2 separate regions of the Homo sapiens genome follow, and region 1 is linked to region 2. The links are chromatin contacts, found by Hi-C or POLR2A ChIA-PET in ENCODE. All regions are on one chromosome and are shown on one strand. Each heading gives the region's core, a stretch centred on a gene start or an enhancer-like site at or near the end of the contact. The rest is flanking DNA. Distances are from core to core; before and after follow the strand shown.

What was found. A loop is a pair of places that touch in the nucleus more often than their neighbours do. ChIA-PET counts read pairs that join two places held with the same protein, here RNA polymerase II (POLR2A). Pooled maps may share reads with other maps.
Region 1: a loop to region 2 is called in a map of body of pancreas, with 2.5 times the contacts of the local background. The contact joins two enhancer-like sites. A Hi-C loop is called at or near these places in 42 of 168 maps with a recorded cell type or tissue (A673, B cell, CD14-positive monocyte and 25 more), 29 of 37 single-sample maps with no recorded cell type and 35 of 50 pooled maps. POLR2A ChIA-PET finds 5 or more read pairs at or near these places in 5 of 52 experiments (CD4-positive, alpha-beta T cell, CD8-positive, alpha-beta memory T cell, HEK293T and 2 more).

The regions. Positions count from the first base shown.
Region 1 is chr17:21,521,696-21,527,427 of GRCh38, reverse strand. No RefSeq gene overlaps it. Among named protein-coding and RNA genes, the nearest start is that of LINC02693, 27 kb to the left of the region's middle. RefSeq lists an enhancer at 4,650-5,150. Within about 2 kb of position 2,952, at least 3 of the 41 ENCODE cell types and tissues checked have a DNase peak (open chromatin) inside an H3K27ac peak, as active enhancers do.
Region 2 is chr17:21,096,337-21,101,524 of GRCh38, reverse strand. No RefSeq gene overlaps it. Among named protein-coding and RNA genes, the nearest start is that of LINC01563, 23 kb to the right of the region's middle. RefSeq lists enhancers at 1,827-2,036, 1,431-2,048, 1,955-2,249, 2,049-2,665 and a silencer at 1,955-2,249. Within about 2 kb of position 2,429, at least 7 of the 41 ENCODE cell types and tissues checked have a DNase peak (open chromatin) inside an H3K27ac peak, as active enhancers do.

The sequences.
Region 1 (5,732 bases), core at 1,703-4,202, 430 kb before region 2:
TTGGCCACTGGAGTCGCCATTGTTTTATTCCTTTACTTTCTCTAATAAACTTGCTTTCACTTTATGGATTTGCCTCGAATTCTTTCTTGCACGAGATCCAAGAATTCTCTCTTGGGGTCTGGAACAGTGCCCCTTCCCAGTAACATAAATATGTAATAAAACAAAGGTCCATAACTTGACCCAATTGGAAACACAAAATTTACTATAAGGATTTATATAACAAAGAGATAAAAGGGGCCGTGATTGGCTTTTGTGCCTGTGCAGCATGGGCTCCAGATTAACAAATGCACCAATTGACAAAGCTTCATGAACTTAGTCAATGCTGGGACTCAAATTACAGTTATACCTGGGAATCTCACTAAATTTAAACACTGCAATGCCTGTGATCCTGGCAAAATAACTATAGAGGAAAAATAGCCATGCTTTATTTTAACTGTAGCTTTGCCTAAATTTCTCATAAGCATAATACTCATTGCCCTAAAACATGCTCTAACACAATGAGTAATATGTATGATTCAATTAAGTCTTTGGCACCTACAAATTGGCTTGGACCTTGGAGGTCCCCAGTAAAAATAGTTAATATTGCTATAATTATGAGGTAAATTGGACCTTGCAGGTCCCCAGTTAAAATAGTTAATATGACTCTACGTAAGTTATAGCAAGATGTGTTAGTCTGCTAGGGCTACCAGACACTGGGTGACTTTAACAATAGAAATTTATTTTCTCACTGTTCTGGAGGCTGGAATTCCAAGACCAAGGTGCGGGGTATTTGGTTTCTCTGAGGCCTCTCTCCCGACCTGGGATGACCTTTCCTATGAGCACACCCAGCACTGAGGTCTCTTTATGTCTCCAGATTTCTTCTTTTATAGCGACACCTGTCATGTTGGATTAGGGCCCACCTTAATGGTCTCACTTTAACTTAACCACTCCCTTTAAAGGCTGTATCTGTAAATTCAGGCACATTCTGAGGTACTGGGGTAAGGGCTTCAGTATGTAATTTTGGGAGAGACACAATTCAGATGTACAGGACCTTCAAGTTTAAAACTTAATATATAAAACCTAATTAATAAAAGGGTGATTCTCTCTACTGCTTCTCCATTTGACAGCTCAGTCTTGCCTGTGCTTAAGCCTGGAAAAAAATAAATGGTGCTTCACAGTGGATTACTACAACCTTAACATTGTAATCCTTTCATTAAGACCCCATACCCAACACCCAGTATTATGGAACTTACTGACCCCATCCAATCAACAACTGGTAAATATTTTGCTGTTATAGATTCGGCTATCATGTTCTGTTCAGTGCCTATTTCAATAGCCTCTCTGCCTTAATTCACCTTCACCTGCAATGGGACACAGTACTTCTTCTCTAGGCTACCCACGGGGTATCCCAGCAGCGTTGCCACCACATACAATCTTCATAGAGCTCTTAACTGCACCCGTTTCTCCAGGAGCTCAGGGTGCCCCAGACCTTCATCCCAGACAGCATTGCCCTGGAGCTCACAGCTGGAGATGACATCACCACAGACATCCCCAACCCAGCCCTGTCCTGCAAGCAGGATTCTGGCCTCCCTAGTTAGGCCTCAGAACTGGCTGATCACCTGGCTTCATAAACCTGGGTGTTTTCAGGGAAATTTTTGATCTCTACAAACCGTGACATGTAGAGAGGGAGACATATCTGATTCAACAGTCCCTGATCCACTGATCCATGGACATATTTGCCCACAAGGAATAACCAAGAATCTCTCTCTGGTGGAGGTCAGGGGCATTACATGAGCTGAGTAGAGCTTAGTTTTTAATCCCTAGACATAGGCAAGGTGTTTAAGTTATTACGCTTCCAAGCAGCATGGCCCTCACTCACTCAAGGTGAGATAAATATTGCTGCAAAGGAACAGCAGCTGCATTGTTGGAGTTTCGCTTTTGAGGCATGTGTGTGTGCGTGTGCGTTGATTTCTTTCACAAAATACATTTTCAAATACTTCCTCACTCCAATCAACATTGCCCCTTCCTTTTAAATAAATTTTTTGAAAACTAATAAGCCTATTTTATTTATTTACATTTTTTATTTACATTTCTTTACAAACTGTTCGCTATTAGTCTACAGTGAAAAGTCAACACTTTATAAAATAAGATTGGCATTTAAAAGCTTCTCAATTCTAATACTTTGAAAGGCTACGCCGATTTTCAGAAAGTCTGGGCTATTCAAAATATTTTACAAAATTCTGAAACTTTGAAAAGCTGCAAGATTTGGAGACAGCAAGACGAGGCGTTTTTTCTTATATCCAGTTTTGTTCGTTATATGATGAAATAAGCACTTTTTAAATTAACAGCTTGAATTCTAAAATATATTTTTGAAAATCAATAATGATTTTTGTAAAAATAGAAAATCTGTTGTACTTTTATCTTAAAATTCATTTCTTATCTATTTTCTAGATTTGATGTTTTGCCATTTTAAAGAATACTAGACAAGAGGATCTCAATCTGGATCACTATATTGGGCTCCTAATATCCTGATATAATTTTAAATCATCCCAAACAACGCATTATTACCATATACATCAGCATTTCCCAAACTGTGCTATAAGCTATGTATACTATTGATATTTTTGAGCTAAAATATACTTATAAATACATAAAAATATATTTATCTAGGTGGTGTTATGCAATAATGCACTTTTCAAAAAGAAATGATATACCAGTCTCAAGAATACCCGGAAGCTGCATGAAAATTCTTGATTCCTTTTATATATAGTGACAGAAAAAGATGTAAATATAACAATTGGTTATTTTTATTGTATAAAGTTTTTTCTATAAGCACATGTGAATTAAGTATTCATTATTCCACATTCCCCATGTCACCAACGCTGGGTGCCCACAGCACAGTTATTCTAACACTGCAGCTGCGGGACTGAGGGTGGCAGACTGGGCACCTGCACTGAGCCACATTCTTCACACAGTCGGACCAGCCCTGAGCCGGGGGCAGAAACATCCTGACGTGAAAAGCTGTTTGCCAAGTACAATGACCACACGTTTCGTCTATTTTGAATACACCATCACAACAAACTCTACGTTCTTGACAGATGAGACAGGCAGATATGATCTTTGAAGGCGAGTGAGAATGACGTTCACACAGACTCCCATCCTCCCTCACATGACTGGAGGATTAAATGGCGGCGGAGGGGTGGATGTTCAGCTCAGGGGCAGATTAGTGACACTGTCACAGCTATTTTAGGACCTGAAATATTTATATGATCCTATTCCAAACCCTAATACATAAACAATGAACTCAAAACTGTACACAAAGGGAAACAAAAAACCACTCTGACAGTGTCCAGGTCCCTCATAAACTCCCCAGAAGTCAAGGAGGTCCAGGCTGTTCTCAAATTCCTGGGCTCAAGCGATCCGCCCACCTGGGCCTCCCAAAGCTCTGGGATTACAGGCATAAGCCACCACACACGGCCTAATAAGTTCTTTTGATATGTTTGGAATGAATGTGTTTCCAAGGGTAAAAGCTTACAATGACATCTTTCTTACCTGTAAGATACCCGAAGAGCAGAGAGAGGGTCCCCAGGCTGGCTAAGCATCCAGAATGCTGGAGGAGCTTTAAAAACATAGATATGAATTATTGTGCTTCACCCCTTACTTACTGAGTCACAATCCCAGGGATGGAAGCGCCCAGAGATCTGTCTTTTCAGAATTTCTCTGGCTCTCCAGATGGTGCTGACAATCAGGCAGATTGAGAGCCAGTGCTGCAGGCAGCTCGTCCCAGACCTCGGGAGCAGGGGAGTCACCCAGGGCTAGGTCAGACTGAAGGTTCTGGTGCATCAGGGGTGGGGAGGGGCTTGAGAGTTGGCCTTTCCAACAACCTTCCCAGAGGGGCTGGTTTGCTGATCCTCAGACCAGGCTTTGAGGGTGCACAGCACTCTTCCTCTAGGTGTGTGTCCACATACCTGGCACCTTTGTTGTTGCATTGCCCCAGGTATAAAGTGCAGGGTGCCCCCTCTACGCCTTCAGCCCTGCTCTCTCCCCTGCTGACCCCCAAATCTCTGGGGCTTGGACTTGCCTTTATAAAGGGACCTCTCAGCTCAGGGGAGGGCCCTCCCCACTGGCCCCCTCTTCCCAAGGCCCAGCATCAGTGGGAGCTGCTTGAGCAGCCCCTCATCCTGAGGGGTCTATGTGGTGTGAAAGGCTGAGGGACACTGTTCTGTTTATTGTCAAGGGCCAGGAAACAAAGCCTGGAAACAAAGTCTGGTATTGCTCAACCCAGTGGTGACGAGTGACAAGATAGGGTGGGGTGCAGAGGAGACTCCCACACACAGCAGGACCGAGTGAGCATCAATTCTTCCTTCTAACACTGGCACCAAGGAGAGACCGCTGTCCCTTCCCATAAAGGCAGTGGACAATTGGAAGCATCGCTTGGTGTGCCAGCTCCTTTGGGGCAGGAGAACAAGAGGAGCCCCATCCCAAGCACAGTGGATGATGAAGGGGGTCCCGGGCTCCCCAGATCCTGGGCTTCTCTTGATTCTCAGTGTTAAGCTTGTTGATTGAATATAGTTGGTTAATGTGGACCCCAAGGCAAGGAAAAGACACAGGCCAAGAAACGGGGGCTTCAGTCAGCTCTGAAAAGTCAGGAAGAGCATTTGTCTTTTTTTTTTTTTTGAGACGGAGTCTCGCTCTGTCACCCAGGCTGGAGTGCAGTGGCGCGATCTCAGCTCACTGCAAGCTCCACCTCCTGGGTTCACGCCATTCTCCTGCCTCAGCCTCCCGAGTAGCTGGGACTACAGGTGCCCGCCACCACGTCTGGCTAATTTTTTTTATTTTTAGTAGAGATGGCGTTTCACCATGTTAGCCAGGATTGTCTCGCTCTCCTGACCTCATGATCTGCCTGCCTTGGCCTCCCAAAGTGCTGGGATTACAGGCATGAGCCACTATGCCCAGCCAGGAAGAGCATTTCTAACATCCAAATGCAAACGTCTGCCACCCCGGGCTGCTCCCCTCTGGAAACTGCACTGCAGGGCACAGCACGTCCCAGGTTTGCCTTTCCTAATTCCCTGCACCACCCAGCTCCCGCCTCCCTCACTTTGCGGGATGAGAGGCCCACACAGACAGTTCCTTCTCACCTTTGAAATGGCAGTGGTGGCTGCAGCCTGGGAGCTGAGGCCATCCCAAGCGGGTGAGACCCCCACCAGGGGCCCTGGGTGCCTGCCGGCCACAGGCCGAGCCATCCAGGCTATGCACAGGCACGCCTCAGCCACCAGGATTTCTTTCCTGTGGAACTGGGCCTTCCATCCAGAGAGTCTTGCAGCAGAGAGCAGAAATGGGCTTTCTCTCTGCTGGTGTAGGAAAGCCATGGCAGGAAGGTGGTACCAACAACACACAGCTGCCTGTCCCATGTGGGGTCCCACACCTGCTGCCTCCTGGCTTTCCTGCCCCTTTCCTTTGTAAGTGTGTTCTTTGATTAAGTGTCCTCATTTTAATTGTGTCCAAATGTTCACACTGTCTCAAGTGATGCTGGAGCCACAGCCTGGGGCCACTGCAGGTCCTTCCTCTGGAGCAAAGGGTCTTTGTCACAGTGTTTCTCTAAAAGCATATCCATCCTGAGTGACACTTATTTTAGAAACAGATAGAATTGCTGAAAAAAGGGTTGAGCATTTGAAAATGTCTCCAGATTTCAAAGAAGTTGGCCACTATCTATGGGGAATTGGGGGTGAGTAATGGCTCTTTAAGTAAATGAG
Region 2 (5,188 bases), core at 1,180-3,679:
TACAAAAAATAAGCCGGGCTTGGCAGCGTGCACCTGTAGTCCCAGCTACTCGGGAGGCTGAGGCAGGAGAACTGCTTGAATCTGGGAGGCAGGATAATTGCTTGAACCCAGGAGGTGCAGGTTGCAGAGCTGACGCCACTGCACTCCAGCCTGGGACAGCGCGAGACTCTGTCTCCAAGAAAAAAAAAAAAAAAAAAAAAAAAAACCACAACCAAAAAAAAGTGTAGGCTGGGCGCGGTGGCTCACACCTGTAATCCCAGCACTTTGGGCGGCTGAGGTGGGCAGATCACCTGAGGTTGGGAGTTCGAGACCAGCCTAACATGGAGAAACCCCATCTCTACCAAAAATACAGAATTAGCCGGGCGTGGTGGCACATGCCTGTAATCCCAGCTACTTGGGAGGCTGAGGCAGGAGCATCACTTGAATCCGGGAGGCGGAGGTTGCAGTGAGCCGAGATCGTGCCATTGCACTCCAGCCTAGGCAACAAGAGCAAAACTCCATCTCAAAATAAATAAATAAATAAAATAACTGTAATTCAGCAGGAAGTATAGGCACATTGTTTGGCACACACTGTACCTCATCTTTGGTGGAGTATGTTCCCCCTTTTTCTAGAGGGCAAGAGCTGTATCTAGTTTGTTGCCACGGTGCTATGTGCTTTTCATACAGACATTTATTGACTGCAATACAGAAATACTGAGGAAGTGATGATGTTGTCATACCACCTCCTGCATGAAGGCTTCCCTAACCCTGCCTCCTTTCCCAGACTGAAAGTAATTTCCACATTCTCAGAATGTGGAATATTCTTATAGCTCCAAACACATGGAGCCTTCAGGAACAATTACTCACATATTCGTCTTAATTATCCAAACCACCCTGAATCTTGCTACAAAGAACATAAATTCTATGTATATTCAATGTGACTTTTTGGCACAGATTAAGCATTAATAACCTTTTGAAGAAAGGTTATGGTTACATGGAACTTTAAAGCATATTTTAATCTGTTTATGAATACTTAATTTCCCCTTGTAATTTAGGTATTGATCTTTGAAGTTATAGGGCTTTTTATCTATAAAGTGACTCTGGGCCTGGCGCAGTGGCTCAGGCTTGTAATCCCAGCACTTTGGGAGGCCGAGGCAGACGGCTCACCTGAGGAGTTCGAGACCAGCCTGGCCAACATAGTGAAACTCTGTCTCTACTAAAAATACAAAAAATTAGGCCGGACGCAGTGGCTTACGCCTGTAATCCTAGCACTTTGGGAGGCCCAGGCGGGTGGATCATGACGTCATGAGTTTGAGACCAGCCTGACCAACATGGTGAAACCCCGTCTCTACTAAAAATACAAAAATTAGCCAGGCGTGGTGGCGCGAGTTTGTGATCCCAGCTACTCGGGAGGCTGAGGCAGGAGAATCGCTTGAACCCGGGGGGGTGGAGGTTGCAGTGAGCCGAGATCCCGAGATCACGCCACTGCACTCCAGCGTGGACAACAGAGCAAGACTCTGCCAAAAAAAAAAAAAAAAAAAAAAAAAAAAGTGACTGGAAAATAATAGTCATTTTTAGGTTGGGCAGTGCTCAGCGCTATATTGGGGTCTCAAAAAGTGTCAACCAGTGTATTACTGAAGACGGACAGGTGGTGGCAGGGCTCTTAGCTGAGGGATGGAAAAATGCTTGCTGCCTAGAATTCACTTACATTCTTTGTTTCCTCTCTCCAGGTTTCTGGCTCTGTGTGGAATAGGCACTGTCCTCCTGGTAGGTGTAAGGGAATCAGATGTTGCATTTTGATCGTGATAAGTTACTTGCTTTTCTGCTTTGTTCACCTTAAATTGAAAGTGGAGAGATGCAAATTCTGCCCCATCCTGGGGAGGCAGCTCCTGCTTCCAGCCAGCTCTGGAGCAGGTTCAGGTGTCCGCAACTTTAAAATTGCCTTGGGGGTCTTTCGGGAAGCACTTCGCAGGGGACAAGCGCGTGGTTATGGTTTGGGTACAGGCAGCGTTTTCCCCAAGGACTTGCTGGCGCCCGCTTCAGGGATGCGCGTAAGCTCCCGAGGCTGTCAGTCAGTCCCTCGGTCGCTCCGGAAATTTGAAAGATTGTTAATCAAGAGGTCTCCACCAATGGATGGGCACAGGTCGTGGCTGGGCCAATCAGGCTCTGTCTCTAGGACTTTGGCGCGAAAAGACGCAAGGTCCAAAAAGAAAAAGAAAAAAAAAAAGAAAAAGGAAACGGTAGTGTGAGATTGATAGATTCTAGCAGCCCTCCTATGAACCTGCCCGTTAATTCCTCTTCTCTAAATGTCTGCCTTTTTTCTTCGTGTACAATTCCTTTTTGTCAGTGTAGCAGGAATAAATATCGATCTCTATCAACGTTGGTGTAAAAGGACCCTGCCTTTTAGCAGCTCATTCCGCCCCCAACAAAAGACTACACTTCCCAGCGACCCTTGCAGACCCGAAAAGCCGGTTTCCACACCCCGAGGCTCTCTCATGCCCTTCTCCCAGTCACTATGCCTAGCCCCAGATAACCACTCTTCTGTCCTCTAGCACCTCCATCACCAGTTCCTGGACTTCATGAAGGGGTACGCTTTGCATCTGGCTTCTTTCACCCAACATCATGTCTGTGATATTCGAGTAATGATTATATGGGTGTGCACATGTATAAAACTCGTAAGTTTGTACTCTTAAGATTGATGTTTTGTTGTTTTTTGAGATGGAGTTTCGCTCCGTCGCCCAGGCTGGAGTGCAGTGGTGCGATCTCGGCTCACTGCCATCTCTGCCTCCCGGGTTCAAGTGATTCTCCTGCGTCAGCCTCCTGAGTAGCTGGGACTACAGGCGTGAGCCACCACTCCCGGCTAATTTTTGTATTTTTAGTGGAGACAGGGTTTCACTATGTTGGCCGGGCTGGTCTCAAACTCCTGGCCTCAAGTGATCCTCCCGCCACGGCCTCCCAAAATGTTGGGATTACAGGCATGAGTTACAATCATATGTATAGTATACCTTAAAAAAAGGATGTAACATTTCATTCTTGAGTTTGTATTTCCCAAGGTATCCAAAATCAGGCCAGAAGGTTTTAGTGAAATTCTCTACTTTTGTTTTAATCAAATTTCATATTCTAGGAAATCACTCACTTTCACCTTCAGGCTGAAGTGCACACTCCTTTGATTAGTAATATGCAGTTAAGGGAGCAGGTTCTGGGGCCAGACTTCCTGGGCACAAATCACATTTCTGCCTCTTACTAGCAGTGTGAGCCTGAAGAAAGTATTTAACCAGTTTAACTCATCCATAAAATGAAATAATCGCAGCCTGGCCAATGTGGCAAAACTCCGTCTCTACTGAAAAAAAAAAATTAGCCGGGAGTGGTGGCGCTCGCCTGTAATCCCAGCTACTTGGGAGGCTGAGACAGGAGAATGGCTTGAACCCAGGAGAGGTAGCAGTGAGCCAAGATCACGCCACTGCACTCCAGTCTGGGCGACAGAGCAAGACTGTCTCAGAAAAAAAAAAACCATCATATTACCTATCTCTCAGGGTTGTTGAGTGGTTAAATGTGTGCTTATGAAAAGTGCTTAGAATACTAAGAACAACAGAATGCGTGCTATTGTTATTGATGCTCAGTATTATGATTGGCCCACAAGGCTCTTCCTGATCTGTTTCTTATCAGCCTTCCAGCATCGTGTCTCACCATTCTCCCTCTGGTTTCTACCCATCCAAGTGTACCTAATCTTGCTGTTTAACTTATTTTCATGTTCTCCTCCCTCTGCCCAAAACACCCTTACCCCAGGCTGGAGCATCCACCATATAGTTTGAGCACACACTTAGGGCACCAGCAAAGCAGAGGCAACCCCCTAAGAAAAAAGAGAGTGAAGAAAAAGAATATATCTCTACAGTATTTGATGGCTGGGCGTGGTGGCTCAAGCCTGTAATCCCAGAACTTTGGGAGGCTGAGGCGGGCAGATCATGAGGTCAGGAGATTGAGACCATCCTGGCTAACATGGTGAAACCCCGTCTCTACTAAAAATATACAAAAAAATTAGCCGGGTGTGGTGGGGGGCTCCTGTAGTCCCAGCTACTTGGGAGGCTGAGGCAGGAGAATGGCATGAACCCAGAAGGCGGAGTTTGCAGTGAGCCGAGATCATGCCACTGCACTCCAGCCTGGCCGACAGAACGAGACTCCGTCTCAAAAAAAAAAAAAAAAAAAAGAATATATCGCTACAGTATTTGATGGTTGACACCCTGTCCCTTCCACCACCAGCAAAAAAAGCATGGAAGGAGTTACAGGAAGTTCATACTTTATTGGGCTGCATTGCCCCTATTTTATGGTCTAGAGTTGTTTGTATTTGAAATACATTTGGGTGGTGGGATGAGTGTAATCTCTTCAGTACTTAGGCCCTTACAGGTCTTTGTGGCAGATGGTGTTTTCCAAAATGGCCACAGTGATATCTCCCATCCCACATCCTCTTTCCTGCAAGGTGACTTTGACACTTCTGTTGAGAGGTAGAACCTCTCCACTTCAATCTGGGAGGGCTTGTGACTATGGTGAAAGTGAGGCCATGTCACTTCCAAGTCCGGGTGAGATAGCTTCTTCCTTGTTCCCAGGAAGTGTAGCCCCAGACTTGCTGTTGGAACCCAGCTGCTGTGCTATCAGGAAGTCCGGGCTACATGAAGAGGCAACATGGAGTGTTCTGGTCAACAGCCCCAGCTGAGGGCCCAGCCAACAACTAGTGTCAACCGGTAGATATTTCAGTGAAGCCTTTAAGATGAATCAAGTACCAGCCCCTATCTCCCTGCAACTGTATCAGAGATCCTGAGAGAACTATACCAACCAATTTCCAGAACCACGAAAAAGTAAAGCAAAATGTCGTCGTGCTAAGCCACTAAGTTTTGGAGTGATTAACAGTTGTAATGGGGCCCTCTCCTTCCCCACCCAACTTATCCTATTCTTCTTTTCTTTTCTTTCTTTTTATTTATTATTTTTTGAGACAGTCTTGCTTTGTCACCCAGGCTGGAGAGCAGTGGCGCAGCCATGGCTCACTGCAACCTCTGCCTCCCAGGTTCAAGTGATTCTCATGCCTCAGCTTCCAGAGTAGCTGGGACTACAGGCATGTGCCACCACGCCCAGCTAATTTTTGTATTTTTAGTAGATTCAGGGTTTTACCATGTTGGCCAGGCTGGTCTCAAACTCCTGGCCTCAAGTGATCCTCCTG